Linked DNA regions of Homo sapiens: regions 1 and 2 are each linked to region 3. A link is an interaction called in ENCODE POLR2A ChIA-PET data of the cell type or tissue named here. Cell type or tissue: OCI-LY7. All regions are shown on one strand. Links, peaks and the distances in the headings refer to the core of each region. The heading gives the core; the rest is flanking DNA. Region 1 holds the start of LOC124909353 (a long non-coding RNA gene). Region 2 overlaps UBE2E2 (ubiquitin conjugating enzyme E2 E2). Region 3 overlaps UBE2E2 (ubiquitin conjugating enzyme E2 E2).

What was found. ChIA-PET counts read pairs that join two places held together with the same protein. Peaks named below come from ENCODE experiments on the same cell type or tissue, not always from the same donor. Only the 100,000 strongest peaks of a DNase experiment are listed, where the experiment ranks them.
Region 1: POLR2A ChIA-PET joins it to region 3 with 10 read pairs; 3 of 35 experiments call an interaction of 5 or more read pairs at or near these places.
Region 2: POLR2A ChIA-PET joins it to region 3 with 12 read pairs; 3 of 35 experiments call an interaction of 5 or more read pairs at or near these places.

What each region holds. Positions count from the first base shown.
Region 1 is chr3:23,663,912-23,675,063 of GRCh38, forward strand. LOC124909353 (a long non-coding RNA gene) reads left to right here and starts at 2,204. Exons shown (of 2, transcript XR_007095844.1): 1 at 2,204-6,148. RefSeq lists enhancers at 4,156-5,355, 7,591-8,092, 8,093-8,592. In OCI-LY7, for the core only: no CTCF peak of the experiment used is centred there; no DNase peak of the experiment used is centred there.
Region 2 is chr3:23,427,979-23,439,130 of GRCh38, forward strand. All of the region lies in intron 3 of UBE2E2 (ubiquitin conjugating enzyme E2 E2), which reads left to right. Among named protein-coding and RNA genes, the nearest start is that of UBE2E2, 230 kb to the left of the region's middle. In OCI-LY7, for the core only: a CTCF peak has its summit at 7,540; a DNase peak (open chromatin) is centred at 7,513; H3K4me3 peaks cover 258 bases; H3K27ac peaks cover 1,124 bases.
Region 3 is chr3:23,335,941-23,347,092 of GRCh38, forward strand. All of the region lies in intron 3 of UBE2E2 (ubiquitin conjugating enzyme E2 E2), which reads left to right. Among named protein-coding and RNA genes, the nearest start is that of UBE2E2, 140 kb to the left of the region's middle. In OCI-LY7, for the core only: a CTCF peak has its summit at 3,655; DNase peaks (open chromatin) are centred at 5,651 and 9,131; H3K4me3 peaks cover 4,054 bases; H3K27ac peaks cover 6,615 bases.

The DNA.
Region 1 (11,152 bases), core at 1,228-9,227, 330 kb after region 3:
CAACACTGGAAGAGATTTGAAAAGTCATATAGTCCAACCATCCAACGGATGCTTAAATGTCGTCCTCTGTGCAGCAGTGGCTCTGAATCCTGGCTGCACATCACAACATCACAATAACTGCAAACACTTGTTCAAAATAAAAGTCATTGGGCCTCACTTCCGTGAGATTCTGATATAGTAGGCCTGGGATGGACCTGCTTATTTTGAATAACACCCAGGCGAATTGATGTAGCCACTCCACAGAACAGTGCTGCAGCCTTTGGGGAACAGGCCAAGTATCAAAAGCCTTTGCTTGGTCTTCTGCAGCACCTGGTCCTCACTATCTTCCAAAGTATCCGAATTTGGGCAGCTCTGACTGTTGACAAAATGTGTCCTCAGTCTCCGTGGAAATATTTCTCCTTACAACTTCTACCTATTGACTCTACTGCTACCCCTTGGAATGACACAGAGCCAGTCTAACCACCGGTGAGCCTTCAGGTATTGGAAGATGGCACTCATGGATCTCTTCTGAGATCTCCTCTCCAAACCCAACATCTTCCTACTCTGTAAGAGCTCCCTTATGGCTGGTTCTGACCTTTTTCCCCAGTGGATTTCCTCTCCTGAGGATGGATCTGACTTCGGGATTTTAAATTCAGTAAATCTAAATTCTAATGCAAGCTCTTCCTCTTACTAGCTGTATGGTTTGGGGCATGATAGTCAGCTTTTATGACCCTCCACTTAGTCATCTGTAAAGTGGAGATGATGCTACTGATTGCAGGGTTGATTGTGGGGCCAGCACAGAGCCTGTCACACAGCAGTTCCCCAGGTCAGTCTCCTTCCACCAAGTAGATATGTGAAAATATTATATATGTGGCTCACATTACATTTCTATTCAATAATGCTAATCAAAACATTATATTCCAAGAGAAAGTTGCTGTCCAAGACAGAGTCAGAGCAGAAATCTCATGGAAGTCTTTGGAATTTCTGACAAAATTTCAGGGAGTGTGGAACAAGGGTTGAGCTGGTCATACCTACGCCAGTGATTCTTTTGTTTTTGTTGTTTTTTTTTTTTTTTTTTTTTTTTTTTTTTGAGACAGAGTCTAGCTCTGTCACCCAGGCTGGAGTGTAGTGGCACTATGTTGGCTCACTGCAACCTCTGCCTCCTGCATTCAAACGATTCTCCTGCCTCGCCTCCTAAGTAGCTGGGATTACAGGCACCCGGCTAATTTTCGTATTGTTAGTAGAGATGGGGTTTCACCATGTTGGCCAGGCTGGTCTTGAACTCCTGACCTCAAGTGATCCGCCTGCCTCGGCCTTCCAAAATGCAGGGATTACAGGCGTGAGCCACCTCGCCCAGCCGCCAGTGGTTCTTAAACCCTGTTGTATGTTAAAATCACTTGGGAAATTTATAGAAATCCTAATGTGGCGCTCCATTTCAATCAGAATCTCTAGGGGTGGGACCCAGTAGTTTTAAAACTTCCAAGGGGATTCTGATGCAGGTAGGGTTGAAAACCAGTGATCTTGACAGTGCTTCTCCTATCAGCCTTCCATGCTGGCTGTCCTGCATTCAAACATCCTGAGCACACAGCCCACAGCCCAGGGTCCTCCACGCTCCCTCCTGAAGTTATATGGTAGGTGTTCAGTTTTCCATAAAGCCGCCTTGACACATGTAGCTTGCCTCCTATCCTCTGCCCCGAAGTTGTTGATGCTTGATTTATGGACTATCTTGTGTTATTTATTGTGGGGGATACATTCTAATAAATACATTGTTAGGTGATTTTGTCATTGTGCGAACATCAGAGTGTACTTACACAAACCTTGGTGGCATAGCCTACTACACACCTAGACTGTATATAGCCTATTGCTCCTAGGCTACAAATCTGTACAGCATGTTACTGTACTGAGTACTGTAGGCAGTTATAACACAATGGCATTTGTGTATCTTGACATAGAAAAGGTACAGTAAAAATACAATATAAAAGATTTAAAATGGTAGACTTGTATAGGGCACTTACTGTGAATAGAGCTTGAAGAACTCAAAGTTACTCTGGATGAGTCAGTGAGTGAGTGGTGAGTGAATGTGAAGGCCTAGAACATTACGCTATTGTAGACTTTACAAACACTGTATACTTAGGCTACATTAAATTTATTTTAAAATTTTTTCTTTCTTATACAATAAATTAACCTTAGCATATATATATATATATATATATATATATATTTTTTTTTTTTTTTTTTTTTTTTTTTTTGAGACAGAGTCTTGCTCTGTCACCCAGGCTGGAGTGCAGTGGCGCGATCTCAGCTCACTGCAACTGCCGCCTCCTGGGTTCAAGTGATTCTCCTGCCCCGACCTCCTGAGTAGCTGGGATTACAGGGACGTGCCACCACTCCTGGCTATTTTTTTTTTTTTTTTAGTAGAGATGGGGTTTCACCATGTTGGCCAGGCTGGTCTCAAACTCCTGACCTCAAGTGAACCACCCCTCTCAGCCTCCCAAAGTGCTGGGATTACAGGCGTGAGCCACCGTGCCCAGCCAGCTTAATATAATTTTTTAACTTTATAAACTTAAAAAAAATTCAACTTTTTGACTCTTTTGTAATAACAGCCTAAAACACAAACACATTATACAGCGTACAAAAAATATTTTTATATCTGTATTCTATAAGCTTTTTTCTATTAAAATTTTTTTTAACTTTTAAAACTTCTTTCTTAAAAATCAAGACACAAGAACGCACACTCTCCTAGGCCTGCACAGGGTCAGGATGATCAATATCACTGTCTCCCACTTCCATATCTCGTCCCACTGGAAGGTTTTCAGGGGCAGTAATATGCATGGAGCTGAAAACGCCTATGATAACAATGCCTTCTTCTGGAATACCTCCTGAAGGACCTGCCTGAGGTTGCTTTACAGTTAACATATTTCTAAGTAGAAGGAGTACACTCTAAAATAATGATAAAAAGTATAGTATGGTAAATACATAAACCAGTAACCTAGTCATTTATTATCAAGTACTATGTGTTATTCATAATTGTATGAGCTAGACTTTTAGTTGACTGGCAGCGCAGTAGGTCTGTTTACACCAGCATCACCACAAACACATGAGTAATGTGTTGTGCTATGATGTTACAATGACAATAGCATTACAACAGCTTTGCGTCACTAGATGATAGGAATTTTCAGCTCCATGATAATCTTATATATGGAGACCACTGTCATACATGCGGCCCATTGTTGACCAAAGCGTTATGTGGCACATGATTGTAGTTGTTTATAGTCAGCATCCCTTCTGATTGGGTGGTCTGTGCCATTTTTGAGCATTGCCTCTTGGAACAAGGTATAAGAAAGACAGAGCCCAGCTATAACTTTAGGAATGTCCGTACCCTCAGGAATATCTGTATCCTTAAGAAGGGCAACAGGGTTGCTGAGTACAGGCTAAAATAACGATAAAAAGTACAGTATAGTAAATATGTAAAAAAAACAAGTATTATCTATTGTTTTCTTTTTTGTTGTTGTTTTTTATGTATTGTGCATAATTGTATGCATAATGCTTTTATATGACTGGCAGTGAAGTAGGTTTGTTTACACCAGCATCATCACAAACATGTAACACATGTAACTATAACACAGTTAAGTCACCTGCAACATCACTAGGCAATAGCCATTTTCCAGCTCCATTACATTCTTATGGGACCACTGTTATATTTGTTCTCCCTCACTGACTGAAATGTCGTTATGTGGTATGTGACTGTACAACATAAACTCTTCATTGTTTACTTTGTGGCTTCTTTGCATGGCAGTCATCTGAACCTTGTTCCTAAATTCGGGGACTTCCCCACTGTTATGGTCTGAATATTTGTGTCCCTCCAAAATTCATGTGTTTAAACCTAACCCCCAAGGTGATGGTGTTAAGAGATGGGGACTTTGTCACTGCTGTATGTGGAAACTAAATAAAAAGGAGATGGGGATTTGGGGAGGTGATTAGGTCATGAGGGCTCCACCCTCGTGGATAGTTTAAGGGCTTGAGGGAGGCTTTCTGCCCGTTCTGCCATGTGAGGATGCAGTCATTCATTGCTGTCTATGAGAAACAGGCCCTCACCAGACATGGCGTCTGCCAGTCCCTTGATCTTGGACTTCCCAACCTTCAGAACTGTGAGTGATAAATTTCTATTGTTTATAAATTACCCAGTTGAAGGTATTTTGTTACAGCAGCCTGAATGGACTAAGACACCCACTGTATATGTTTGGGGATTGATAGGGTGTATCACTTACCACAGAAGTAAAAAAGAAGGCAGATTCTTGCTTCATTCCTGCCCCAAACATGAGTTTGTGGTGGACATGTGTCTCAGTATGGCAAATCAGATGCCCCTGCCCAGGGCTTTGACGCTCACAGTGGGAGGCAAAGAAGCAGAGAGAGAAAACTATCCCTTCAATAAATCCTTTTCCTGCTTAAGTCTGATTTAGAGCTGGTTTCCACTGCTTTCAAGGTTAAGATGTTCAAGGCTGTGCTGGGAAGGCAGGTTGCCATGCAATCCCAAAGTGTGTGTGCTCGTTAAATCTACACCTCCTCTGAGAGCCCAGGGTAGGTCACCAGCCATCTCATTCCTCCTGGGACTCAGGGGATTTCCTGGAATATGGGACTTTCCGAGATAAAGCTAGACATACTGGGCAAACCCAGGTAGTTGGTCAACCTAATCTGAGCCCCATGGACTTAAAAGAGCTTTGGTGTTCCAAGTCAAGGCTGTCTTGGCTCCAAGTCAATTCATTAATATGTCCTGGAGAAAAGGAGGGATCCCAGGAATGCCTTTTCCAGAGACAGCTTCTGAAATCAAAGGCCCTCTGAGGAAATGCTTAGTAGGAGTCACTGATTTTATAAGAGTGACTCATTCAGAACATTTCGATGTAAGCAGAGGTGGATTTACCAGCGAGCTACTGAAACTTGAGCTTCAGAGGCCCTTGTTTGCCCTTGGAAGCCATGGTAGGGGCCCAATGAATAGTCACAGGATCATATGTTTTTGTCAATTTTACAAAAGTAAGATTTTTTTTTTTCTCTGCAGTAGGTTAAGATGCCTGTCTCTTTCTCTTCTGACTTCCCCTCCTATTAAGTGGTGGACGTTGGCATGTCCAAGTGCATTTCTGAAAATTCTGCTAAGGGGTCATTCAGTTTAGAATACATTTAGTTTGGATTTAATGGGATGTGTGCCTGAAGTCACTGTCACTTCTTTGTACAGTTGTACAGTTTAAGCTATTGCTGGCAGGGGAAACGCACATATCCTACCTTGAGTATTTTATTTGATGCCAAAATGCTTCTTTAAATTTTATTCTATTTTATTTTATTTAGAGACAAGGTCTCTAAAAAATATGTTTCCTGGGCTGGGGTGCACTGGCTATTCACAGACATGATCATAGCTCACTGCAGTCTTGAACTCCTGGGTTCAAGCTATCCTCCCAAGGAGCTGAGACTACAGACACGCACCACCATGCCCGATTCAAAGTGCCTCTCATATCCACAGGGAAGAAATGCTGAGTTATCCATAAACTTCAAAGCCTGAGCATGGCTGTGGGAGGCAGCTAATAGACAACTCTGCAAAGAATGGGAATCATTTTGAAAAGAAGCGTGGAGCTTTCACAAAAGAGAAGAGAGCTAGAGCAATAAACAATTTCTATCTACACAAAGAGGAGCAGACACGTTCCTGTCTTGGACCCTTTATTTTGGACTCCGGTTGGTCTGAATTGAAACTGCCTTTTAGTTGGGAGCTACAGAAAGGCTGGGACCTTGAGATCACAATGGATGCTTGTTACACGTGAGATGAAAGTTTGAGGAGGAGTGTACATCAAAAGATGCTGCGTTGATGACGTCAGAAATTATATGCTGAGAGAGCCTGTTGCAGTGAAGAAGGTGGGGTTTGCCTCCCGCAGGTGAGGCCCTGCTCCAGCCCCATGCCCAGTATTACCATGGCACTCACAAAAACACCATTTATCCTATTCTTTGTTTTTTGCTGCCTGGGAACTCCTCGAAGGCAGGATCTTGTTGATGATGTTTGTATCAGCAGCACCTGGCAGAGTGCCTGGGCCCAAAAGTAGACTCCCAAAAAATGTTTGCTGAATTTAATGACAACATCTTGCAGGTTCTGTGACCACCATGACATCCGGTGCCCTGCTGCTTAATAAAGGTGAGTAAGAATGAGGTGCTCTCATAATAAGAGACTTACATAGAAAACCAGCTCAGGGGATTCCAGGACCACAGCTCCTTTCTCCTCCAGGCCCAGTGCCAGGAAGTGTGGACAGACAGCTCTATGTGTCTGAAGCCAGGGATCTGTGGGGGTTGCAATAAAGGCAAAAGTAGCAGGATTTGTGCCCTCTTGTAGAAGCCAAGGAAAGAGAGAAAAGTGTTGTGGGAGAACAAGCAAAACAAACAAATAAAACTCCACTGAAAGTAAATCCATGTCTATTATTACAGTCACACCTTTAAGTAAAATTATACATAAGGATGTAAGCACAAACCAGTTTTAAAAATTCTTAGAGCAGTGATCCTTAGATGGGTAGGTTGAGGCATCCCAGTACCAAGAACGCCCCTCAGGTGCACCACACAGTTTTACTCAATGCATGAAAACTGTTTCAGCTGCAGCTGGGAACACATATATATATATATATATATACTGCTCTGACGAGTCTCTTCCAGGTGAAACACTGATTACTGAAGTTCAGGGAATGGGGTCTAGAGCTGGGTCTTGAAAACAAAGAATGGAGTGTCCTGGAATTTGGGAAGCTTTGCCCTGCGAGTATGTAAAAAGGCACCATGAGGGCAGTGAGAATTCCAAAGGACCACCAGGGGTATGGGTGGGGATAATTATGTGGGCAATTAAGCCCATGGAAGTATGCTGTCAGATGAGAAGTCCCTACCCAGAGTGAGGGCTGCCACTTGGGATACATTCTTAGTGTTTCCTTAACTTCAACTCTTTAACTTAGCTTCTCTGGAGTTTTTGTTTCTTCATTTTTCCTTTTTTAATCCTCACATTCGAAATAATTTTAAATTTACAGAAAAGTTGCAAGAATAGCACCCAGACTCACCAGTGTTAATAATTTGCCACATTTGCTTTATCATTCTATGTATCTACATTTTTTTTTCTGAACTATTTGAAACTAAGTTGCAGACATCATGTCCCATTTACCCCTAAATATTTCCACCTATGCTTCCTGAGAACAAAGACATTATTTTATGTAACTACAGGACAGGGATCAAAATTAGGAAACATGGCTGGGCGTTGGCTCATGTCTGTAATGCAGCACTTCGGGAGGCCGAGGCTGCAGGATCACTCGAGCCCAGGAGTTCGAGAACAGCCTGGACAAAATAGCAAGATCTGTCTCTACAAAAAAAAAAAATGAAAAAATTAGCCAGGCATGGTGGAGCAGTGCCTGTGATCCCAGCTTCTTGGGAGGCTGAGGAGGGAGGGTCGCTTGAAGCCAGGAGGTCAAGGCTGCAGTGAGTGTAGCCACTGCACTCCAGCCTGCCCGACAGAGCAAGAGCCCTGTCTCAAAAAACAAAAAAAGGAAAAAACATGGATACAGTGGTTTCAATCTGTAAACATATACCGGCTTTGCATTCAAATTTTGCCAATTGTCGCAATATCTCCTTGTACTTAGCGGTGCTGCCCAGTGAAGCTTTCCACAGTGATGGCAAGGGCTGCTGAGCGCTTAAAATGTGCCCAGTGCGACTGAGGAAGCCCATTTTAAATTGTATTTAATTTTTATTAATTCCAATTTAAAGAACCACATGTCCCGCGAGGCTAATGTGTTCACATAGTGGACAGCGCAGCTCACTATCCAATTCCCACCCCACCTCGCCCCCTCTTCCTGGGTTTTAAATGAATAGCCTTGGCCCCGGGAGCCCTGGCAGCGCCTCCTCCTCAGCAGTCTCGGCCGGCAGATGGGTTTCTTTCCTTTAGCCAGCGCAGACTTTTCTTAAACAAATGGACAGAGTGGTCCCCATTTATTAATAGAAGCTGCGCGACTGCACTTGCAGTGTGGCGGGCCTGGCTTCTCTTGCGAAAGCCGAAGCCTGGCGGCAGCGCGGCCCGCAAGCGCGGAGCTTCTGCCGGTGGAGGTCCGAGCTCGCAACGCTCACCCAGGAGGCCGCGCCCGCCCCGCAAGGCGGCAGGAGAGCCAAGCCCGGGCACCACACCTGCGGCATCGGAACGAGAATCCTTCCTCCAAGTCTCCTCCACTCCCTCAGGCGAATTATGGCAATTCCCTGCTGTGTGGCCTTGCCCTTGGAAGTGGAAGTGAGTGAGAGTCACGTTTGGCACCGGGCGGGTGGGAACCGCACCCCTCAGCAGTGCCTGGAGCGATGGGTGGCGAACTCTGCTCCAGAGACCTGCTGGGGATCCTGGCCATCCGCGTGTGCCTGAGGCTTGCGAGGACGCCTCTGAGCACTAGCCCAGAACGTGGAGGTGTGGGTGTGGTTTCCTAAATGAATATTTACTTATTTATTTATTTATTTATTTATTTATTTATTTATATTTTTTATTTTTTAGGGAGAATGTGTGTTTTTTTGTTTGTTTTTGAGACAAGTTCTCAGTCTGTCACTCACGCGGGAGTGCAGTGGCACAATCAGGGCTCACTGCAGCCTCCACCTCCTAGGCTCAAGCTATCCTCCTGCCTCAGCCTCTGAAGTAGCTGGGACTACAGGCTGCAGCACCACTCCCGGCTAATTTTTGCATTTTTGATAAAGACGGGGTTTCACCATAGGCTGGTCTTGAACTCCTGACTCAAAGTCATCCACAGGTCTCGGCCTCCCAAAGTGTTGGGATTACAGGTATGAGCCACCACACCTGGCTTTTCTTTTCTTTTCTTGCTTTCTTTTTCTTTTTCACTCTTTTCTCTCTCTCTCTCTCTCTTTCTTTCTCCTTTGAGAGGGTCTCATTCTGTCACCCAGGCTGGAGTGCAATGGTGCAATTACGGCTCACTGCAGCCTTAGCCTCCTGGGCTTAAGCAATCCTCCCACCTCAGACGCCAGAGTAACTTTTTTTTTTTTAATTTTTTGTAGAGATGGGGGTCTCACTATGTTGCTCAGGCTAGTCTCAAACTACTGGGCTCAAGCCATCCTTCCACCTCGGCCTCCCAAACTGCTGGGATTACAAGTGTGAGTCACTGCACCGAGTAAACTTTCTACTTTAAAACAGTTTTAGATTTATAAAAGTTTTGTGATGATAAACAGAGTTCCCATATACCCGGCACCAGTATTCTCTCTTAACGTCTCATATAAGAAAGGTACATTTGTCACTATTAGTGAATCAATATGGATACATTATTATTAAGTAAATTTCGTACTTTATTTCTGATTTCTTTCATTTTTACATAATGTCTTTTTTTCTGTTCCGGAATCTCATCCAGGATGCCACATTACTTACATTTAATGGGTTTGTCTCTTTAGGCTCCTCTTGGCTGTGACAGTTTCCCAGACTTCCCTTGGTTTTGATAACATTGACAGTTTTGAAGAATATTGGTCAGGTGTTCTGGAGAGTGTGCCCCAGTTAGGATTTGTATGATGTTTTTATCATGATTAGCCTGAGATTATGTGGCTTTGAGATGAAGACTAGAGGTAAAGTGCCATTTTTATCACACATCATATCAAGAGTACATACTGTCAACATGATTTATCACTTGTCATTGTGATACCTGGCTGGAGGTAATGTTTGTTGGGTTTCTCCACCGTAGAGTTACTTTTCTCTCCCTTTCCATGCTGTGCTTTTAGGAAGGTAGTCACTTTGTGCAGCTCACATTCAGTAATAGGGAGGTAAGCGCCGCACCTAGAGGGCAGAGTATTTGCATAAAATAATTGGAATTCTTCCACATAGGAGATTTGTTCTTATTTATTTATTTATTCAGTCATTCATTTATACTAGTATAGATTCATATGTATTTATTTTGTATTTTGGGTTATAATCCAATACTACTTTATCTTATTGCTCCAATTGTTCCGGCGTTGGCCACTGGGAACCGTTTCAGTTGGGTCCTGTGTCCCTTCAACACGCCCCATCTTTGTGCAACTGTTTCTGTTTCAGCACTTCCTTATGTCCTGACACAAGATGCTCCAGGCTTATCTTATATATTTCATGCCCCAGTCCTAGAATCAGCTATTTCTCTAAGGATCCCTGGTTTGTTTGTTTGTGTGTTTGTTTGTTTTTAATTGGGGAATGGTATTAAAAATCAGGATCTGGCTGCTAGGTGTGCTTGTTGCAACTGTAATATCATAAGCCCTCTCTGACAGAGCAAGGAAATGTGTGCATTCCATGTATATCTCTAGATATTTCTTTATGTAACTAGCTGTATCTATATTAAGCTAAACATGAATTCATACTAATGTCTCCAATTCCAATCTATTACCATGTAGATTATTCTAACCTCCCGCTCCAACAGTGAGAAACCTGGTTTCTACCATCCATTTATTTAATTGTTCAATTCTGACATATATGTATTGCAGTATCAGAAATGTTAATCCATACCCCTATAGAAACAACTTTATTAACTAGAGCACAGTGCTATGTAGTTGCCTTTGTAGTCTTGTAGATTCCACTCATTTCCAAAGCTACCTGGGGCTGGGCGTGGTGGCTCACACCTATAATCCCAGTACTTTGGGACGCTGAGGCAGGCGGATCACTTGAGGTCAGGAGTTTGAGACCAGCCTGGACAACATGGCAAAACCCTGTCTCTACTAAAAATACAAAAATTAGCCGGGTGTCAGGGCGGGCACCTGTAATCCCAGCTCCCCAGGAGGCTGAGGCAGGAGAATCACTTGAACCTGGGAGGTGGAGGTTGCAGTGAGCTGAGATTGTGCCACTGCACTCTAGCCTGAGTGACAAAGCAAGACTCTGTCTCAAAACAAAAACAAAAACCAAACAACAACAACAACAAAAAAAGCAAAGCTACTTGGGTCAGTACTTTTCCCTCCAGCACTGTCCGTGAGGTTTTTCATATATTTGTAATACAGTTAGTTTGATTTGTCATATTCTACCTTCCATCCTTGTATTTCCCAATCTCCTAAATTACATTTTTGAGTCTACAGCATACATTAAGTTTTACTATTTTTTTTTTTTTTTTTTTAGAGACAGGGTCTCACTCTGTTGCCCACGCTGGGTGCAGTGGTGTGATCATAGCTCACTGCAGCCTCAAAACTC
Region 2 (11,152 bases), core at 1,004-9,003, 91 kb after region 3:
CTTCAGGACCCCCTCTATCAGAAAGTGATCCAGCAGGCAGAAAATTAGTGAGGACATAGTTGACCTCAACAGAATCATCAGTCAGTTGAATATAATTGAAATCCGTTTACTACATTATACACCACCACCACAAAGCACATTCTTCTTAAGCTCACATGAAACATTCACCAAGGTAAACTGCATTCTGGATCATAAAACACACCTTAACTAATTTTAAAAATGCTGTGCGACCACAATGGAGTTAAACTAGAAATTAGTAACAGAAAGATAGCTGAAAATCTCAAAATACTTGGAGATTTGACAACATTATTATAAACACATGGGTCAAAGAAGAAATACCAAGAGAGATTTTAAAATATTTTAAACAATGAAAACAAAAACACAGCCTATCAGAATTTGTGGGATGCAACGAAAACAGTGTTTAGAAGGAAATTTAAAGCATTGAATGCAGAGGTTACAGAAGAAGAAAGATCTAAAATCAGTAATCTAAGCTTCTACCTTAGAAAAGAAGAAAAAGACAAGCAAATCAAATTCAAAGTAAGCAGAAGTAAAGAAATTTAAGAATTAGTGTATATATTAATGAAATAGGAAACAGGAAATCACAGAAAATCAATGATCTCAAAAGCTGGTTCTTTGAAAACATCAATAAAATCAATAAGCCTCCAAAAAAAGAGAGAGAAGACACACGTTACTAACATCAGAAACAAAAGAGAGGGCCAGGTGTGGTGGCTCACCCTGTAATCCCAGCAATATGGGAGGCAGAAGCAGGAGGATTGTTTGAATCCAGACTGGGCAACACAGTAACACCCCATTTCTACAAAAAATAGCCTGGTGCCACCACATCACAGTTACTCAGGAGGATCACTTGAGCCTGGGAAATGGAGGCTGCAGTGAGCTGTCATCATACCATTGCAGTCCAGCCTTGGCAACAAAGTGAGACTCTGTCTCTTAAAAAAAAAAAAAAAAAAAAAAAAGAATTGAAAAAGAGGCTATCACTACAAATATTTTGAACATTAAAAGGGTAATAAAGAAATACTATAAACAACTTCATGTCCTAGATGAAATGAACCAATTTCTTGAAAGATACAACCTGCCAAAATTCACACAAGAAAAAATACACAAACTAAGTAGGCCTTACATATATATTAAAGCGGTTGAATCAGTAACTAATAACTTTCCAAAACGGAAAGCACCAGGCCCAGACTGGTTCATAAGTGAATTCTGTACATTAAAGAAGAAATTATACCAATTTTCTCTACAGTCTTTTCTAGAAGATAGAAGCAGAGAGAATCCATTTTAATTCATTCTGTGAGGCCACCATCCTAATACCAAAACCAGACAAAGACATTGCAAGAAAAGAAAACTACACACCAAAAAATTTCATATAATAGGCGTAAAAAATTTTAACAAAATACTAGCAAATGGATTCCAACAGTGTGTAGAAACAACTATACACCATGACCAAATGGGATTTATCCTGGGTGTGCAAGGCTGGTTCAGCATTCAAAATTTAATTAATATAATTCATCCCGTCAACAGGCTAAAGAAAATTCTCAGGATCATATCAATAAAGAAAGGGCACTTGACAAAATTCAACACCTATTCATGATAAAGACTTGGTAAACTAGGAATAGAAGAGAACTTCCTTAACAACATTCTGCTCTTACAGCATTGTACTAGAAGTCCTAGCTAATGTAGTGAGATAGGAAAAGGGGCAGGGGAAAGTATACTAATTGGAAAGGAAGAAATTAGACTTTCTTCACAAATCATATGACCATTTATGTAGAAAACCGAAAAGAATCGACAAGAAACTTCTGGAACTAATAAGCAATTATAGCAAAATTGCAGTATACAAGATTAATATACAAATGTCAATTGCTTTCTATATACCAGCAACAAAAAAGCAGAATTTATTTATTTGAGATGGAGTCTCGGCCTGTTGCCCAGGCTGGAATGCAGTGGCACGATCTTGGCTCACTGCAGCCTCTGCCTCCCAGGTTCAAGCAATCCTCCCACCTCAGCCTCCCATGCAGCTGGGATTACAGGTACATGCCACCGTGCCTGGCCGAAGGAACATTTTTATTAATCATGGTTATAGTAGTAGGAGTTAATTCTGGAAAGGTTAGGTTTTGAGATTCAGACCCCTTGAATGTTGGACTGAAGCAGTCTGTCTAGTGCTTAAGAATATAAACTCGATGCAGACTATTTGAGCTTGGATCTTATCTCTGCCACCTTCTATAATAGCGCAGCTTATTCTATAATCGACATAAATGGTCATATGATTTGTGAAGAAAGTCTCATTTCTTCCTTTCCAATTAGTATACCTTATCTCCCATCTTCTATAATATAGCACTTAAATATAGGTTACTTAACCTGTCTTTGCCTTGTTCCTCATGTGTCAGGTAGTGATAGTAACACTACCTACCTCATAGGGCTGTTACAAGATTAAGAGTTCATCCATTAAAGTTTTTAGAACAGTACCTGGCCCACATTAAGCACTTAATATGTTGGCTATTATTCTTGGTGGTTGTGTGGCGTTTTTTTTGTTGTTTTTTTGTTTTTTTCTTTGAGACAGGGTCTCACTCTGTCACCCAGACTGAAGTGCAGTGGCATAATCATGGCCTCAACCCCCTGGGGTCAAGCAGTCTTCCTGTCTTATCCTCCTGAGTAGCTAGGACTACAGGCATGTGCCACTGCCCCTGGCTTATTTACTTATTTCTTTTGTAGAGATGGGATATCCCTATGTTGCCCAGGTTGGTCTTGAACTCCTTGCCTCAAGGAATCCTCCTACCTCAGCCTTCCAAAGGGCTAAGATTACTGGTGTGAGCCACTACACCTGGCCTGTTTACTTCATTTTTTAGGCAATAGTTGACAAGTTTCTGTATACATAAGAATCAAATACAGAGTTTATGAAATGCTGGATCTTATTGCCAGAGCTTTTGATTGAGTGGGAGCTTTCAGTTGAGTATAGATTTGGCCAGTGAATCATAACAAATATGAGGGTAATTTTGCTGCAGTAGCCTACAGCCTTTACTTTGAGAAACTGCAGAATGTTCTAGAGATTCAGTGCTGACTTTACAACAATGGAGTGGGATGGGACAAGTGGTCTGTTGGGAGAATTTATCTATTTGGTATCTTCACTGGGAACTGGAAGTGGGTGAATAGAAATAAAAGGGTTTTGAGATGAGTGCTTGAGATACGACAAAGGAAGTTTTCACAGGCTTTGGTGTGAAAAACCACTTTGCTATTTTGAGCCTTTGTGACTCAAAGAAGATGGTACACTGAAGAAAGAAAAAGTCAGGAAGATGAATCTGTTTGCTAAGGATTTATTTTGTTTAATGTGATTGAGGTCCACTGGGGTCATGCTTAGTGAGCTGTTCAAAGATGCTTTCCTGAATGTTTCTGCAGCGGGAAAGCCACAGAAGTAGTAGGTTGTCTAAAACAATAGTTGCCACCAGCCAGCTTTCCAGTTTTTCAGGAAAATGCTATGAGTACAATATATTAATATGGATAGATTTAAATCATTAAAAAAACTTCTCTGATGCCTGTGAGCTGTGGTATATGTCAGCTGTTAATTTTCTTATCCTTTTCTTAGATAACATTTTATTTAATAGAGCTGTCTTATAAGTTGTAAAGTGAGGTTTATAGATTTACCATCACTTCTGACATCTTCAGATCTCCTCTTTAAAAGTACAAAATAGAACTTTGCAGTAAAAATAAAATAGTATAAACAGATTTTTTTTTAGCCTCTGAAAACCACTATATATTAGTTTGCATTAACCACTATACGTAGAAATATCTTCCTGTTCAAATGTAGTTATGTGATACTTTGTGAAAATAGGGCCTTAATATTTAGGGGTTAAAATTAATTCAAAATATTTTCAGTAAGAATGGGCCAACTTGGCCCACATACTGTAGTACAAGCTGATAAGTAGTCATTAGAAGATGATGATCTAAGACTACTAAATAAGCTCTCACAGACAGGTCATATGAAACCACGTTTATATCTAATGATTTAAGTGTAAAGCATGTAGGCAAACGCTACTAGTCATCACACTGTAATGTACAGCTTTCAGTACAGAAAATTTGGATAAATGTTCTGCAGCTATATCCAGAAATCAGTTTTTCATTAATTTCTCTTTCTATGTTTTGTCAGATACAGTAATTATATCACAAGCAGTCAAATTCTAAAATGGTATGTGTAGAGAAAAGAAGCAACAGAGTTCTTGCCATTCCTAATTCTGATTACCCTAATTTGGGATAAATATTTCCTTCTTAATTAATTGGTTAATGCATTAAGATTGTGAGCTGAAAGGTATCATAAGTGCAATTATTATTTGTATGAGGATTCTTCGTTCATAATTGGCAAAAAGTGAAACAAAAGGAATAACCAAAAATCATAACAAATAGCATCAGCATTTAAAAGCAAATTTCTAGAAATGATTACTATAGGACTTTAAACAAATTTTTTACATCAGTGATATGATTTTTAATATTTTTAATATTCAGAAGGCTTTTTATGTAAGTGCATATATCAACATTATCAGTTATACCTTCTTACTGATAAATTCCTGCTGTCAGTCTCTCCACAGCTCTACCATGTTCTTTTTCTCCTTACTTTCTCGTCTCAAGTTCATTAGTTGAGAAGGATGCTTACTATTACTCTGTCCAAATTTGGTAGTGGTTTTCTCAATTTTGGGCATTTCATGTTCAATTAAAATTTATTTAATTGAACTTTTGAAAGAACTTTCCCAGCCATATAGAGATGTATTTACATTATAGATTCATTTCCAGATAACAGTCACACAGAGACTTCTTTTCTGTTACTTTTTTCTTGCCTTTGATAATGACATTAATAATTTAATAATAAACTATTAACATATTAACAGATATAATAGATGTTAATATTAATATAATTTATGTGTGGTTCTATAAGAATAGACACTTCGATATCATGATAGAAAGATTCTTGATTATGATGCAACTTGAATATATTAAACACTAAACTTTCAGCTTATGATGCCATTAACAGAACTTTTAACTTATGATGCCTTTAATACTTTATTCCTGTGATAAGATGTGAATGGAAGGAAAAAATAAATATTACTTTTTGGTGGAAAAGTGTACCCAGTTGTTTATTCATACAGAAAATAATTATTGAATGTCAGTTTCTGTATGCCAGGCACTGTTTCAGGCACCTAGGATACTGTGGTGGACCAAAATCTTATACTCATATCTTTTCTCCCAAGTGAATTTTGCTATATCATTATTGTGCTCCTCTATAAAGAATTAGAATAACTTCATAATAATAAAAAATTATAAGTTGACTCCATTAAAAAAAAGCTGAAAAACAGCTGATTAAATCCTATTGTATGTAAAACTGAATTTTGTTTTATGCGTGCTTCTAGATAAATAGTGATAGAGTTCTTGAGTGTTTTAATGAAGTGTTTTAATGCAGGTGAATGCTTTGGACTGATGTCAACAGTGAATGTTAATGATTTTTGAGCATGGTTGGCACTATGAATTGGTTGTTTTTAATTTTTTGAAACTAAGTACATTGACGCAGATTTATATGATCTGATGATATCTTATTGGCTATGATTAACCAGAATATGTGATATTTAAACGTTGAAAATGCATTAAAGGATCAAGAAAACAGCTTGTCTTTATGACTTTTTTTTTTTAAGTTTTAAAAACACTGAGCCAAATTTTGGATTTAACATTCCCAAGCTATGGCCTAAGAGAAAGACAAATTTAACAGAATGAGAGTAAATGAAGGGCTGGCCCATCAGTGATCTCTTTTTATAAATTTACAACTTCCAAGAAAAGCTAACTAATAGAAGTATATCATGTCTTGCTTTTTCACAAGATGTAAAATACGGGAATACATGTAGACTAAGAATGGTAAATTTTTAAGTTACCTCGTTTGTAAGGGAAAAAAGATTCCCCTTTTTTCTCATTTACATTTAAAATAAATCCTCAATATTATATGGAACTATTTATAATATAGTGAAACCCATTTTATTTGAACATACAAATATAAAAATTTCTGGTAGTCTGCAGCTAATATGCACTGTCTGAAGCTAATAGGTTGTGCAGAATACTGCTGCTATTTGAGTAAAAGTTAATGCTTTTGAGACCAGCTAATACACTTAACTACACTGTATGAGCTGTGGGTGTTCCGCTTATTTTTATTACAGGCTTTATTACTGTGCAATTTTGTTGTACATTAACAATCATCCACTTTAAACTAGTGCTTAAATACTTATTGAATGTGGTAGCCAAAGAGCAAAAAAAAGATCTCAATGTAACATCCAATTGCTTACTAACATAACCTGGATTGTGATTTATCTCTAATTTTATGACAGTAATATTTCAGTATCAAACTAGAATTCTGAAGAGAATAAAGTTTGCATCCCCCAAATGACACAATTGTGCATTAGCTCTACTTAACTAGACAAAATTTAAAGGCAAAAAATTCTTGGTACGAAACAGATACTCCCAAAATGATCACCCTATGTGTGTCCAAAGGAGTTCTCACTATATTGTGTAAGTCTTCTTCCCTCCATTATTTAAATAGTTATAAATTTTCATTTTATTATGTGTATATTAGACTATATATTTTATAATTTTCCTCTCTGTAAATGTACAAATATGCAAACTTGTATAAATTAGGTAATTGCATAAAAATTGAAAGGCATAAAGATGTACTACTGAGTTCAGGAAACAGTTGGATTGGGGGTGTGTTTAATAAGTAGCACAATTAAGATGTGAGAAGGAAAAACTGAAGAAAAGGAAATTCTCTCAGTGTAATGCTTTATTAGCTCCAATTTTCCCCTTGTCTCTTATCTGAAGCAAGTGATTTTTTTCCATTTGCTTAAAAATAAAGCATTTGCGCACAGAATGTTAGCTCATTAAAAAGACCTTTATTGCCATAAATCGCTGCATCATTTGCATATCCAGATTCACAGAATCAAATTACAGTTCAACCAAGTATTTAGTATCTGGAAAGCAGTCTTGGTTTCATGTCTACTTATTTTCCCAAAACTCTTGTTAATTCTCCTTATAGTTGTTTTCTTAGTGGCTGAAATTAAGTGATGTCTAGTAAATAAGCCAGATTGCTTCTTAAATAAAATCTGGCCTGTTATTTATGTCCCCACCTATTGTTTCAAACTCTATAATTTGAACTTACACACTTGAAATCAATAGTAATAGTTATGGTGATAGGGACAGGTGATGGGATAAGGATTTTATTAGTAGAATCAGTCATGAGTCTAAAACTGCACTGCTAGATACAACACACAATAATAACTGCTAGAGATAATACTTAACCGTAACCTGCAGAGTAAATATTCTTAATCCTAGTTTACAGAATAAAAAGCTTGGAGATAAAAGTTAAGTTACTTGGTGTGAGGTCTGATTCACACAGCCAGTAAGTGGTGGTTTTGGTCACTTCCTCCTCACCCCTTTGACAAGGGAAGGATTCCTGCCATAGGGTTATGAGGATGGCTGAACACGTCAGTTGGGCTCAGCAGCAGTTAGTTACCTATGTTCACAGCTAAGGCAAAGAGGACCCTGTGCCTCAAGTGGGGTCACGTGGAGTTGCACTTGGGAACAGAGTAAACAACTAGGAGCTATGGGAGGCAGGCTTTGTAGTATCAAGAGGGTGGGGGTATCCCCTGGTTCCCATGGAAGGATGTGATTGGCTTGTTTGAATAATTCCTCAAGCTGACAAGAAACTGAAACCTACTATTCAAGGATAAGGAAGAACTGCATCTGGCCCCTTTGGTAAGGTGGATGGTTTCGCTAGGGGCCTTTATTCATGAGAGCAGAGTGGAGAGGGGAACGTATGGGTTACGTCGGTGGTCCCCAACCTTTTTGGCACCAAGGTCTGGTTTTGTGGAAGACAGTTATTCCACGGCAGGGGCGGGGCAGGCTGGTTTGGGGATGAAACTCTTCTGCCTCAGATCATCAAGCGTTAGTTAGATTCTCATAAGGAGCGCACAGTCTAGATACCTCGCACGCACAGTTCACAATAGGATCCCCACTGCTATGAGGATCTAATGCCACTGCTGATCTGACAGAGGTGGAACTCAGGCAACAATGCTTGCTCCCCAGCCGCTCACCTCCTGCTGTGCGGCCCAGTTCCTAACAGGCTACAGACTGTTAGCAGTCTGTGGCCCAGGGTTTGGGGATCCCTGGGTTAGATCATTCAAGGCCTTCCCGATTTTACCAGGTGTCAAAGCGGCACATGATATTGAACCTTAATTTTAGGTGTTATACCACAGTGGCTAAACTAGAGTTCTGATTGTGAACTTTCATGACTCCAGTGCCCAGGTTCATTCTGCTGTTCCATGATATTTTTCTTCTTGCCAGAATGACATGTTAACATTTCGTTAGTAATTGAGTACTTTGCTTTCACTGGGCATTTCTTAGTCCTGCGTTCTTCAGAATTCGTACACTGTAGCATCTGTTGTATTCTCATAGAAAACTGGAGCGCTCTCATTTAGAAGACATTTGAAGATTTGTTTTCCTTTAAAGGAAAATCTGAGTATAAGTTCTAATTATATCTTGATTTACAGAAGATTTTTTTTTTTTCCTATTCTCAAAGCTGCAGTGAGCTGCGATTGAGCCGCTACACTCCAACCTTGGTGACAGGGCAAGATGCTGTCCCAAAAAACAAAAACAAAAACTATACTCCCTCCCCAAAACAAAATCTTATTTTTCCATGTTCCATCTTATTTTTATTAGAACGTCTTAAGTTCCCCCTCTGCAGCCATGAAACTGGCATACCACAGGTCTGGAATGCCTCTCTGTCTCTCCATTTGTATCTCCGACATTAGACCATTTCAGCCACTCCTGCATGCAGTTACACCCACCTCATTTTTATCACAGTTAGGGAATGTTTCACAGAGTATTTTGCATAATACTATGAGCTGGGTGCTACAAGACATTTAAAAAATAATAGCTGGTTTCTGCCATTGACACTCTCACTGTGGAGAACAAGACATAAGAGTTGTGTAGTGTAAAGGTAAATCAGTACACATAGAACCCAGACTCCTAACCCAGGCCCACAGGCCATACGTGAGCTGGCCCCTGCCTGCTTCTGGAGGCTCATCTCTTGTTCTTTCTCCCTTTCACTTGACTCTGGCCACGTTGGCCTTCCTTCCACTTCCCACACACGCCAGGTTTTTCTCATCCCAGGGCCTTTCTCCTTGTAGTTTACTTGGCCTGAAAAACTCATCCTTACATGTCTGACTCTCTTTTTTCAGGTCTCATTGCAACTACTATTTATAGGGATAGTTCTTCCTTGACCATGCCACCTAAAACTGGCCCTTTTGACTTTTCCATGCATAGTAGGTCCCATGCCACCCACTTAATACCTGTGTAATTTTTCCAAGATGTTTAATTTCTCTGTGCCACAGTTTGCTAATCTGTAAATCCAGGAGTATTTTAATAGATTAGGTTTTTGTGACAGTTAAATGCATTAATATCATGTAAAGTGCTAATTATAAGAATCTCTGGCATATAGTGATTGCTCAGCAAATGCAATCAGTTTCTGACCTTCATCTTCATCATTAAGGGTAAAAGAAGTAGTGTAAAACGTAAGTACTATAGGAGCTCAGAAAGGAGAGGAATGCCGGAGGCCCTGAATCACCATGAACACTTTCCTTGTGACAGTAGAATCGAACCTCACTGCTTCTGTATAGTGTCTGGCATGTTTCCGTCAGACAGGCACTCCCTCCTCCTTTGGATTTCTACGTCCTTTTGGTTCTTTGTGTGATACTTGTATCGTAGATTGTGTATATGTTCTCACAGAAAAGGTCATCCTGCATCTCTGCATCCTCAGCATTGTGTGCCGCACACAGGACAGGTGGCCACTTATTTGATTAACATGAGAAAAACACAGAGATTCCATGAAATCAGCAAGTTTTAAACACCCTCAGTGTGGGCAGTAAATGCAGTATGAGCACAGTGACTACAAAGATCAGTTACTGGAAATGACCAAGTTGGAACAGTGAGGGGCAGACTATTGTATGGTCTTAAATTGGCTTTAGAGTCAGATTAATTCAGCAGATTTGAAGAGCATCATTTCATGCCAGTGTCTAAGCTCAGATTGTAGGATCACAAACATGAACCAGTACAGGTTTCTGTAAAGCATTTTAACTTGATTCAGGTGGGACTTCAGTGAGTAAAGCAAGAAAGGTGTTCCAGACAAGCTTCAGAAAGAGCAAAAGTAAAGGTGCAGAGTTGAGAAGGTTCAGGAATTCAGGTTCTCTAGAGAAAAGATTTCCTCATGCTGGAGCAAGAGGAAATAAGGCTGAAGTGAGGGGGTCCAAATTATGGAGGATTTAGGGTACCAGAACCAGAACATCAGCTTTATTCCATAGGAGCCTGTGGAAGGTTTGAGCAAAGGATTGGCAGAAATAGTACTCAAAATTAGATGATACATTTCTGTATTTTCTGTAGTGATAGAAGTTCCTTGAACTTAAATTTGAAAAGGTTTGAATTAAAAGGGACAGATGTTCTCAAGTTATATACTAGACATTTTCAGTAGTTGTACGGTTTTTGAGCTTTTATTAGTTGGTCCTAAGTAAGTTTTATAGCATTATGATAGGCAGTTGGTGACAGCTTAGTCATGTGTTCTTTCTTGAGTAATAATTAAAGTATTAATATTTTTCCTTTTCATTATATTTTATGCATCATGGTTTGATATATGCTTGAAATATTTACTAAATTAGATATTGCTGCATGTGGTCCATCCCACATATAAATGGAAAAGAGAAACTTAACATAGTTCATAAATTAAAATATTTGGTTTCAGCTGTATTCATATTGAAACCATAAAAGAATCAGAATTACTGTGGGTTTATGATTGTCAGGTTACCACCATCACTACAAATTTTCTGATAACAACATATTAGTATTCTGATAAGGTTTGTGGCTTCTTTGCAAGGATATTTGAATACTACTCAACACACTACATAATGGTTAACTATTGTTGTCTTTATTTTAAGGAAGGCATGAATATTGTTAGATTTGCCCCTAAGTAATTGAGTGATCATTTTTATATACAAGAAAATCAGAGTAGAATGCAAAATTTGGAACAGGAACTCAATAATACTTATAAATAAGTTGATTCAAAGAAATG
Region 3 (11,152 bases), core at 2,061-10,060:
AAGTAGGGTAAGCCTCCCCAGTGCCTCAAAATACCAGATACCGTGTTCATCATTCTCTCAGACATGAGTGATTAAAGTAAGATTATTTCATTTTTTTATGATACCTGCTGTGCTCTTGAAGAAGACTGTCTTATTTTCACTTACTAGTAAAAGTGAAAGAGGAACATTGTTTTAACATTTTAAAAATAAAAATTATTTTTTAATTATTGTTGATTTGAAATAATCAGTTTCCTAATATGTTGGTTCAGGTTTCCTGAGATGCAAGGAAATAATAATTGTACCAGAATGGGGGGAAAAGGAGGGAAGAAAAAGGGGAAGAGAGGAGAAACCAGTTGCAATGAATTATAGTCCTTATCATGTTACTTTCTGAGAAATAAAATGGGCTTCTGATTCTAAAAAATATACTGTATCTGCAAGAGTAAAAGTCGTAATCTTTCCCATATTTCCTATAGGCAAATTAAGTTACTTTAGTGGCAAAGTACATTTAAAGGCCCATTTATTTCTTCAATCACATGATAGTAAAAGTTTTGTCAGGAGGTCTGCTGAACTGAGAATACAGAATCAGTGGCAGTGACAGAACATCTAAAAATTTCCAATCACCATCTCCTTTAGACATACTGGTCCTTGCATTAGTCCTTAAGCCAACATAAATGATCTTTAATGTAAAATTGTAACAAGTACATAAAGCAGGCTAACGTAGATATTGCGTATCTCAAAGCAGTTGGATTTAAAATAAGTGATAGTTAACGAAATCCAATACTGTAATGAACTTTTGAGAAAAAAATAGTTGATTATGCTTTTTAATTGTGTGTTTGGGGTTTTGGCTTTTATTATTACTGTTAATTTGGCCATAAGCTCATTATGTTAATCAGTTTTAACAGTGTTTCTCCATTTGCTGGATAAGAATTTGGCTGATTGGCCGGGTGCGGTGTTGCATGCCTGTAATCCCAGCACTTTGGGAGACTGAGGCGGGTGGATCAGTTCAGCTCAGGAGTTTGAGACCAGTCTGGGCAACATGATGAAACCCCATCTCTACAAAAAATAGAAAAATTAGCCAGTGTGTTGGCACATGCCTGTTGTCCCAGCTACTTGGGAGTCTTGAGGTGAGAGGATCACTTGAGCCTGGGAAGCAGAGATTGCAGTGAGCCGAGATCATGCTACTGCACTCCAGCCTGGGCAACAGAGTGAGAGCCTGTCTCAAAAAAAAAAAAAAAAAATTCAGCTGATTACTACTTTATAGTTATATTTTCAGCATTAGCTAGGCAATATAATGCAGCAGAAAGGATCCAGAAGTCTTCACATCCATAAAAATTATAGAAAGTGTAGTTTCTATGTATTGCTGGTAGTTGTCAGTCACTATATCTAGCTAATTTTCGATAATATCTTTTGGTTCATTTATTCATTTAGGCATTCATTCAGTACTAATTCGGCCCTGTTTCTGTGCTGTACCCTGTGTCGAGCACTGGGATGTAACAGTGTGCAATACAAAGTCCTTGTCCTTAAGGAATTGATAATCTAGCTGGGAAGGCCTACTTGATGAATTACAGATGAGTTTAGCACAAATTGTCATTGAGAGATGCTGTGTGCTTTAGGACGATTTCACATAGGAGTCTAACCCAGACTGGGAGTTCAGGGACAACTTTACTGAGGAATAATATTTAAGTGAAGACTTGAATGATATATAAGAGTTAGCAGGACTAAGGCGGGGATGTAGGGAGAAGGAGTACTTATAGTTTAGTGGGAACAGTATGTGCAAGAACTGGAGTATGAAAGAAGAATTCAAAAAGGTTAATATAGGTGGAATGTAGAGAATATTGAGTGACTTGAAGCTATAAAGATTGGTAGGAGTTAGATCATGCAGTGTATTTTAGGCTACGCTGAGGATTTTAGACTTTATCTGACATATAGAGAAAGCCATCAAAATGAGTGAAAGTAGAGTGATTAGTTTGTCTATTTAAAGGCTAAGCCCCTGGAGATTGGAGGGAAGCAAAATTGGATGTGGGGAGATGACCAAAGGCTGTGGCGGCAACTTGACTGAAAGATGTGGTACCTTGAGGGAGAAAAGTGGGCAGTCTGAGAGCTACCTGGGAAGTATAATAAACAAGACTTGCAAACCATGAGAAAAGATTACTTAAGATTTCTTCCTGGTGTTGCTATCACCAAGATGGGTAAAACTGGAAGTATTTGTTGGTACACTTCCAGTGGTTGTATTTGTGTGGGTGGGCATGTTATTTGTGCATTTTATGATCAAAATGTGCAGTCTAACTGGCTCATTAAAAACTTGACAAAATTTAGGTGAGTTAGCAATTCTGAAACAACTTTATGTGTAGTTTAAGATTAAGCAACTAAATATGTGGTGGATATTAAGAGTTAATTTTTTTAACATCAGAAAAAAAGAGCTAGAAATAAGGTAAAGGGGAATCTATAATGAACCTTGGATTAGAATTTGAGATATCAGTATGAATGAATGGAGATAAAGAGAAGGTTGCATATATGTGTATGTGTACATGTATGCCTTATATATTTCTTACTTCTGTTCATGAGAGGGCCTAGAAGCAGTGACATCATAGCTCCAGTCAATACACCCAGTACCAGATCTTGGGTTTAAGTGCCAGGCACCAATAAAAGGAACCAGAGTTCCTTGGAAAAACTGAATTGGGGACTGGGACTGGGACTGGGGAAGTACAGGATGAAAGTGGCAAAATGTTCAAAAAATGATGGGAGCATGTCAAAAGAATGTATGAGCCAACTCTAAGGAGCTCTCAGTGGCCAAATTAGGGACACTTTGAGCACTATAATAATGGGCCATAACCCATAAAATAAAAAGTGGTATCCAGATATAATTAAGTAAATTCAAACGGGAGAAAGGAACACACTTTCTTGCCATGGAATTCCAATTAGTAAATGAAGAGTCATTGATATAGGAAATTACCATTTGAAAAGAAACACTACAGTAATAATTGTTTTAGGTGAGAACAGTTAGTGGACAATGTAAGATGGTTATAAACAGGATATTTACAGTCACAAAAAGATCTCACTAAAAGATATTTACTATAATTATAAAGGAATCATAGTAACCTTACAGTGGAGAAAATGGACATCTTCTTAACCAACTAATCAAAGTAGACATACTAATAATGAGACATGGATATCATGCATTTTCTGATATGATGTACTGAGAACGACACAACATTACTTTTGTGGTATTCTTGACAAAATGCATATCCTGAATTTAATCATAGAAAACATCAAACCCAAATTGAGGGCCATGCTACAAATTATTGACTAGATTTTTAGAAAGTGTCAAGATTATGAAATATGAACTAAGCAACTGTGCCAGATTAAAGGAAACCAAAGAGATCTGATAACTAAATGCAGTGTGGTATTTGGATCAAACACTGGACTAGAAGGAAGATATTAGTAGGACAATTAACAAAATTTGAATAAGGTTTATAGATCAGTTAATAGAATAATATCAGTATTAGTTTCCTGATTTAGATAATTGTACTGTGGTTATATAAGATGTTAATGTTTGGGGAAGCTGGGTGAAAGGGATATGGGAATTCTTTGTGTAATGCTTTGTAAAGTCTGAAATTATTTCAAGATTAAGAATTAAAAAATTACAAAAACTTAGAGACCCTAGTTAAATGTTTTCTTTAATTTAATGAAGGGAAGAGGAGATGATATGGTGGGGTTGGTTTTATTAAATTTGACTTTATAATTATGTTATGTTTAAATTTTGATTCCTGAGTATTTACTTCACTTGAGGATTTTTTTTTAAATCTTCCCATTCTCTTAAACATTGTCTTGGGAACAGATGTATTTTTATTGTGTTAGCAAGATGTGTCTTTAAAATATTTTCTTGAAATACAGTAATTGCACTTCTAGAAATGGATTCATTTTAACCTGATTTAAAATAATCAAAGTAGTCAGAGTGATTAATTTTATGTTTGTTTTAGTTTATTTTTAATTGTCAGGAATAACGGGAAATACTGAAATATTTAGAGAAAAAGAGTTAGGATGAAAAGAGGGAAAACATTTAAAGTCTTTAAATATTTGGATAATACTGTGAATTTTCAGTTGTTAACTCCCATTTAATACATGGATAAGCTGAAGCCTAGAAGCTTAACTGTTTTGCCAGGACCTACGTAGTTAACCTATATTGGAGGTGACATTTTAACCTGTGTCTGTATGTCAGGCTCCAGATTTTCCCACAATACTGTAATGAATAAAAGATGTATATATTCTACTGAATTGTAAAGAGCCATTACTCTTTAAAATTTTTTCTTTTTGCCTGTTTGATAATCATGTTTTCAGAATGCACAGTTTTTAACATTTATTTACATTAAATTTTTAGCTAAAATACAGAGTATTTATAAATTGGTTATGGAAAAGTGAGGAAAAATAATTTGCATCTACTATGCACTATATTTTTTTCTTCTTGTGAAGCAAGTGCCTGTCATGCTCTGGAAAATATAAATATGAAATCTGAACAGTTGATGATTATAAAAATAATTACAGGTTGCCATTATGAAGCACACAGTCACACCTAATCCTTTAAATAAATGTGCTTAACTACACTAAAATACATGTTTTAAAATGTTAAACAGAGACATTCTAAAAAGACACGTGAAAACCATTTAATTTTTTTAAAGAAAAAGATGCTGAGTGGGTCCATAGTGGGAATTATTTTAAAACAAGAAAAAAGAAATCTTTAGCCCTGGAAACCCTTCTTGGACTGCATTAGAAATAAATTTCCTGATGTAGCCTGTAAGTCAGTCAAAACAGGGAAGACTGAATGCTGGGAGCAATAGGTGTGTTTGTTAACTCTGAAATACTGAAAGTCAGAAACATGTGAAAAGGATGGTCATGTTAAGTAGGATCTTTAAAGTCGGTATATAAACCATTTCTTTGCCTTCTATTCAAGCAATATACTTTCATCCTTCTGTTGTGTTTCCTCAATTCCTACACTTTGTTTTCGTACTCCCCCCACCAGGAATGAGGCACCAACACCAGTGGGAGAGTTTTAGATTCCTTAGAAATTCTGCTTATATAAGTGAGTACATCAAATGATCTTTGCCACAAAAATGATGAATGTTTCTTTTGAAATGCAGACCATGGTTCCAAGAAGTTTATGCTCACAGAATCAGGAGCCTTGCATTGAAAAGGTGTAAGTCTTGCTAATAGCCTAAAAGTCTATTTTTTTCACCCAACTGCAGCATTAAATATTGGAGGTAAGACTACAGACCTAAAGAGCAGACTGGGAAGCAACAAATTATCTTATTGGTGGTGATGTTCCTTATAGTAACAATGATGAACTTTTATAGAGCACTTCCTGTATGCCAGACAGGAACCCATTAACTCATTTAATCTTTACAGTTGTTTAAGTACTCATCTTATCCACATTGTGTGGATGAAGAAACTGAAGTATAATTAGATAAATTTACCCAAAGCCACACTATTGAGATTCTACTTGAGGGCATTGTAGGTCTCATTTTGGACATATGAACTCTGGTAGTTATAAATACAGTATATGTTTTTCTAGTTGTGTCTTCACCTAGAATCTTCAAGACCACAAGCTAAAGGTTTGAGTGTAGGTAAGCTTAGGTTTAGGGTCTGCATTTGAGCATCTTATCCAGCTGACAGCTGTGAACAGAAATTAAAGGTAGCATTTTAAAACTGTGTCTCCCACAGCTACTCTTATCTGCATAAACTGTATTCTAAAGCATAATCATTTCCCCTCTTTTCTTTCACTTCCTTCTTCTCGTTCTTTTTTTTTTCTAAAAATACTTTAGTAATTTTAATAGTGTAGTAATTGATCAAACTATTTGCTTGCAAAAGTATCTGGCCAATTTTTTCTTTGTGAAAAGTAAACAGCAGTCAGCTAGCTGTGTATCAGTTTATCTTAGTTCTGAAAAGGAATCAATGAGAAGATGTAAACAATTATGACAAAACCAAGACCCAAACCACAAAAGACTTCAAAGATTAAGTAATTATGTATACATAGTTCCATATAACAAAACTAATAATTGATAGTAGGGAAGTAAAAGAGAACAAACATTTGTTGATTTCTTGCCCAAGCATTAGGTGTTTACAAAATGTATTGTTTACAGTGGAGACTTTGAAATTTCAAATTCATTTAGGTTAGTTGGAGGAGGGAGGAAAGCTATTGACAGAAACACTATTTATTTCTGTCTAGCTAAAAAGAGGATTTAAGCATTATGGGGGGTACTTTGATTTAGTTTAGTTTTTTTTTTTTTTTGAGACAGGGTCTTGTTTTGTTGCCCAGGCTGGAGTGCAGTGGCACAATCATGGCTCACTGCAGCCTCAAGCCCCTGGGCCCAAGTGATCCTCCCACCTCAGCCTACCAAATAGCTGGGACTCTAGGCACACAGTACCATCCATCAAATCTTTTGTGGAGATGGAGTTTCTCCATGTTGCCCAGGACCTTAGCTTATTTGATTGCATAGTTTATTTAGCACAGGAGGGGATATGATAGGAGAGCTCTTCCTTCCGCAGATAAAAATGTTCTCTTCCGTGCTTATAAACATTTCACTTTAGTCTCTATGAGATTGTGTGAATTTTTCTGTGGTCGTAGGCTACATTTTCACACTACATAAACTATGCCCCTGGTTATAGAATGCACATGCATTCTGCAGTACACCAATGTATTTGTTTGTAGTTGGCTTTATTATTTATTCGTATGTGTATATTTAAACATTCCTGACTTGGTTCCTGACACCAAGAATACATACATGTATATTTTCTTGGAAATACTATGGAATATAAATGAGTATTAGCATCACCCTGCGTTGATCAGGTGAATTTGATAGAAATGGGAGGGGAAATTTTCTTAATAAGTCCTAAACCCAAGAATAAACTTTTATATTTTTTTTTCTGCTTCATAGCTGTGGAAAATTATTGCAACCAAACTATTGAAACCATTCTTAAAGTTAAAAGAATTGTTATTTTAGGACAAATTTTGAAGATAATACTTTTTTGGGGGTGGGGAACTTCTGCTGTTATTGTTGCTGTGCTGGAGGAATGGTGCTTATTCTTTTGGTAGCATAACTAGTGGTCTGACATGAAAAACTCTTAAAACTTACCCTATATTGGGTCTTTAACTGCTATTTTATGTTAAAACCTTACATATTAGTATGTATATATATATGTGAATGCATACATATACAAACTACATTTTCTTATTTTTAAAATATCTTAAGGTACATGAAGGAGTTAACATGTTCATGAAACATTGTGACATGGAAAGGTACTTAGGACTTAGTCTAAAATGGAAAAAAAAAAGCAAGACGCAAGACTGAATATGTAGTATATTCAATTTAAAAACTTTCTGGCCAGGAGCAGTGGCTCACGCGTGTAATCCCAGTACTTTGGGAGGCTGAGGCAGGTGGATCACCTGAGGTGAGGAGTTCAACACCAGCCTGGCCAACATGATGAAGCCACATCTCTATTAAAAATACAAAAATTAGCTGGGTGTCGTGGCACTCACCTGTAGTCCCATCTACTCAGGAGGCTGAGGCAGGAGAATCGCTTGAACCTGGGGAACAGAGGTTGCAGTGAGCCGAGATGGCGCCACTACACTCTAGCCGGGGCGACAGAGACTCCATCTAAAAAAAGAAAAAAAGTTCTGAAGTGAACATGTGTATTACTTTTAAAGTAAACTTTTGTGAAGTATGTGGCATGCTCCTCAAGTGAACACATCTGTGTAATCGGTGCCAGATTTAAAAAAAGAACATTGCCAGCCCTCCTTTCCAAGGAGACCTCGTGCCTCCTTCACTTAGCCACTGTCTGGACTTCTCACACCATTGATAAGTTTTGACTGTTTTGGGACTGTACATAAGTGGAATTATACAGTACTACTTTCCTATGTCTGGTTTCTTCTGCACAATATTGTTTGAGATTCGTACTTATTTTATGTAGTTGTAGTTTATTCTTATTGCTGTGTAATATTCCATTGTGTGATTATATCATAATTCATTCTATGTTTATGGGTAGTTCTCAGTTTGGACTTAAATCATTTGTTACTTTTATCATTCAAAATGGATTTTAAAAACCAGAAATATCAACTAAATCTAGTTTTCAAGTGAACTCTCTTTAAATTTGCAGATGTACTGTGCTAATTATTCTGCAAATTAGCTACTTTGATTTGATTTTTTTTCAGTCCTGATTTATCAGGAGTTTACAGATTTGGGGATGTCTAATCATGTTATTGATTATGTTCAACCTGTTTTTCTTCAAGCATGAGTACTTTGATTTATCTGGTTAAGAAATTTTCAGTCCTTCATACTGAGGTCTCAGTCATCTTACAATAGAGACAGCCAGTTTACTCCCCACTTTCTAGCCTCCGACTCTTGAAAGCTTCCAAGAAACACATCCAGAGGTCACATATTGGGCAACCGAAGGCTCATGTGAAAAAGCCTTAGAGCCACAAAAACCTTGCGCCTCAGTCATTAATGTAATTTGGGGCAGATTTTATGAAGCAAACTAACGCCTTTGAATTTTTTTTTTTCAGTTTTAACGTGAGTATAATTACTTCCACTCCTTTTTCCACTTTCCAGTCTCTCCGAGTTGCGTCCCTAAAGGATCCTGCTGCAAGAAATGAGTGAATGAATGAAGATATTAAGAATTAAAGTACTGATGTTAATGAGAGCATGGGTGATGTGGTTTGGATTGCTTGAGGCCAGGAGATTGAAACTAGCCTGGGCAACATAGTGAGACAAACCTTGTTTCAAAAAAAATAATATATATATATACACATACACACACTAAGTGAGGTGGTGTGTGCTTGTAGTCCTAGCTGCTTGGAAGGCTGAGATGGGAGGATTGTGCCCAGGTGACAGAGCGAGACCCAGTCTGTATTAAAAAAAAAAAAAATTAAATGTTGTATACTTAGCACATAAGTGATCATTAAATGTTTGATGAATGAATTAATGAGGAAAGATTTTTTTTTTGAAAAAGAAGTTTTATGAGGAGAGAAAACATTGCATATGTAAGGCATTATCCTCAATTCCATTGTGGACTCTCCCCCAGGTGTGCAGCCTTGAATGATGGAAATATCCTCATGAGATTCTGAAAGAGGAGGAAACGAATTTTGCCCTTAAATAGGTGTCAGTACAGCTGCACTTATTTGCACATTTCTAGTTCTGCCTCTGACTAGAGATCAATTGTGATGACTTTGAATTTGTAGACCATCTGCCTGTCAGTGCACTTAAAATTGCAACTGATCTTTATAAGCTGAGTATAACTATTATTGTAGCAAACAGCAAATTAAGTGACTATACACTGGAAAGAGTTAGGTTCATACCTCCTTGAAGACTGTGAGCTGTTCTTTATTTGGACACCTGGTATTAAACTCTTATTGGTTATTAATATTTGGGACAGGTTAATGAAGACAATATTTTACAGAATATAGCAGTTTTCAATATAATAGATTCAATACAACAACTTTTTGTGTGTTTATAATTTTGTTACTTATTATTTACCATAAGTGGTTTAAAATATACGTGGCAAAACATTCTTTAGAGCTTTGATTGCAATAATTATCACATAACCAACACCTCTTAAGTATTACGTACTTAAGAAGGAACTTGAACTTTATCTTAACACAATAGCATTGACAAATTACTCACAAAATTAGTAGTTGTGGAAGAAAATAGGTATAGGAAGAGTAAGTCACTGATATTGAGTAAATTAAAGTTATAGACATTAAATTACAGACAATAAAATTATAGAAGCACTAAATAGATAAATTGATTTTTTTAATGTCATGTTAAGCATTTAAATTGCCTTTACAAAATATTCTTCACAGTCCTTGGAGAAATTGCTGCTGTATATTTGATTAATATGTGAACAACATTTTTATTGTTAAAATATTTTCTTCATTCCTTTCAAATTTGTATTTAAGGTTAGCAGAGCCTCAAGCAGTGCCTGAGTAGGAAAGTGATAAACTGACACCACACTGTAGAGGAGGAAGAAAAACATCTCACCAACGGCAGACAGCAGAAACTAATGGTTTTCAACTGTTGCTGATCTAATCAATCATGGTGCTATGATATAATCAGTTCTGTGTGATTCGTTTGTTGTTCTACTGGAATGCATTGTATTCCCTTCTTATTTTTAAGCCCCCCTACTTCTAGTTTTCGCCTTTCTTAAAAGGCAATTTCTAAGATTGTGTTTCTTTTAAAGCCAATAAGTAATTGTGAAAGACAAACTCAGAGCCTGTTGAATTTCAACAAAAGTTAAGTATTTTGTAGGACATACAACAATAGTGTTCTTTAATTAAAATACTGAGCCATATGAAAATTTGTCCAACATTTGGTAAATGCCCTTAGTTGAATCGTTAATATCCTAGATAGTAAAAGATTAGTACCTTTTATCTCTAGTCTACTGGGTACAGATTTTGCTTTCAGATACTATCATCACATCATCACACACAGGTTGAAGATGACATTTTCTCACCTGTTAAGGCATGACTTTCAGTAAAATGTATTTAGCTGTCAGAGGTCTGCAAGCAGTCCATCAGTTGAGACATGATGCTGTTTTGACCGATATTGGTGACATTTTAAAAGCTACACAAAAATTCATAATTATAAAAGTGTTCACTGTTTCACTAAAGACTGTGTAATGCATTGCATATTAATTAATAAGATGTTCTCTTTTAAATGCTATCCCTAAAATGTACTTAATGTTACTTTCCATTACCATGCATAAAGTTTTAACCATTTATTCATGCCATTAGAAAAATGTAGACTTTTCCTTTCTTTTCGGTATGTTCCTTTTACTTTTCTACTCATTATAGAGTCATGAACAACTATGGAAAAACACACTTTGTTGATTCTTTGTGATGTTTTTGAAAACTTCGTTCATATATGAAAACTTCTAATTCACCTTGCTTTCTGAAGGAGAAGACTAAGTTACATATGAGCCCTGTTTTGAGTAATGTATTACTATTAGTATTACAGTATGAAAGATTTATAATCAGAAGCCCCTTTCCCTTGAAGTGGAATTATTCTCTATGGCCATTAGTACTTAGGGTGATATACTATCTTCAGTGCTATCCTGTGCCTTTCCATTTTTGTCATGCTACTTCCCTCTCTTTACATCCCTGCCCACCTCCACTTTCTGCTGTTAA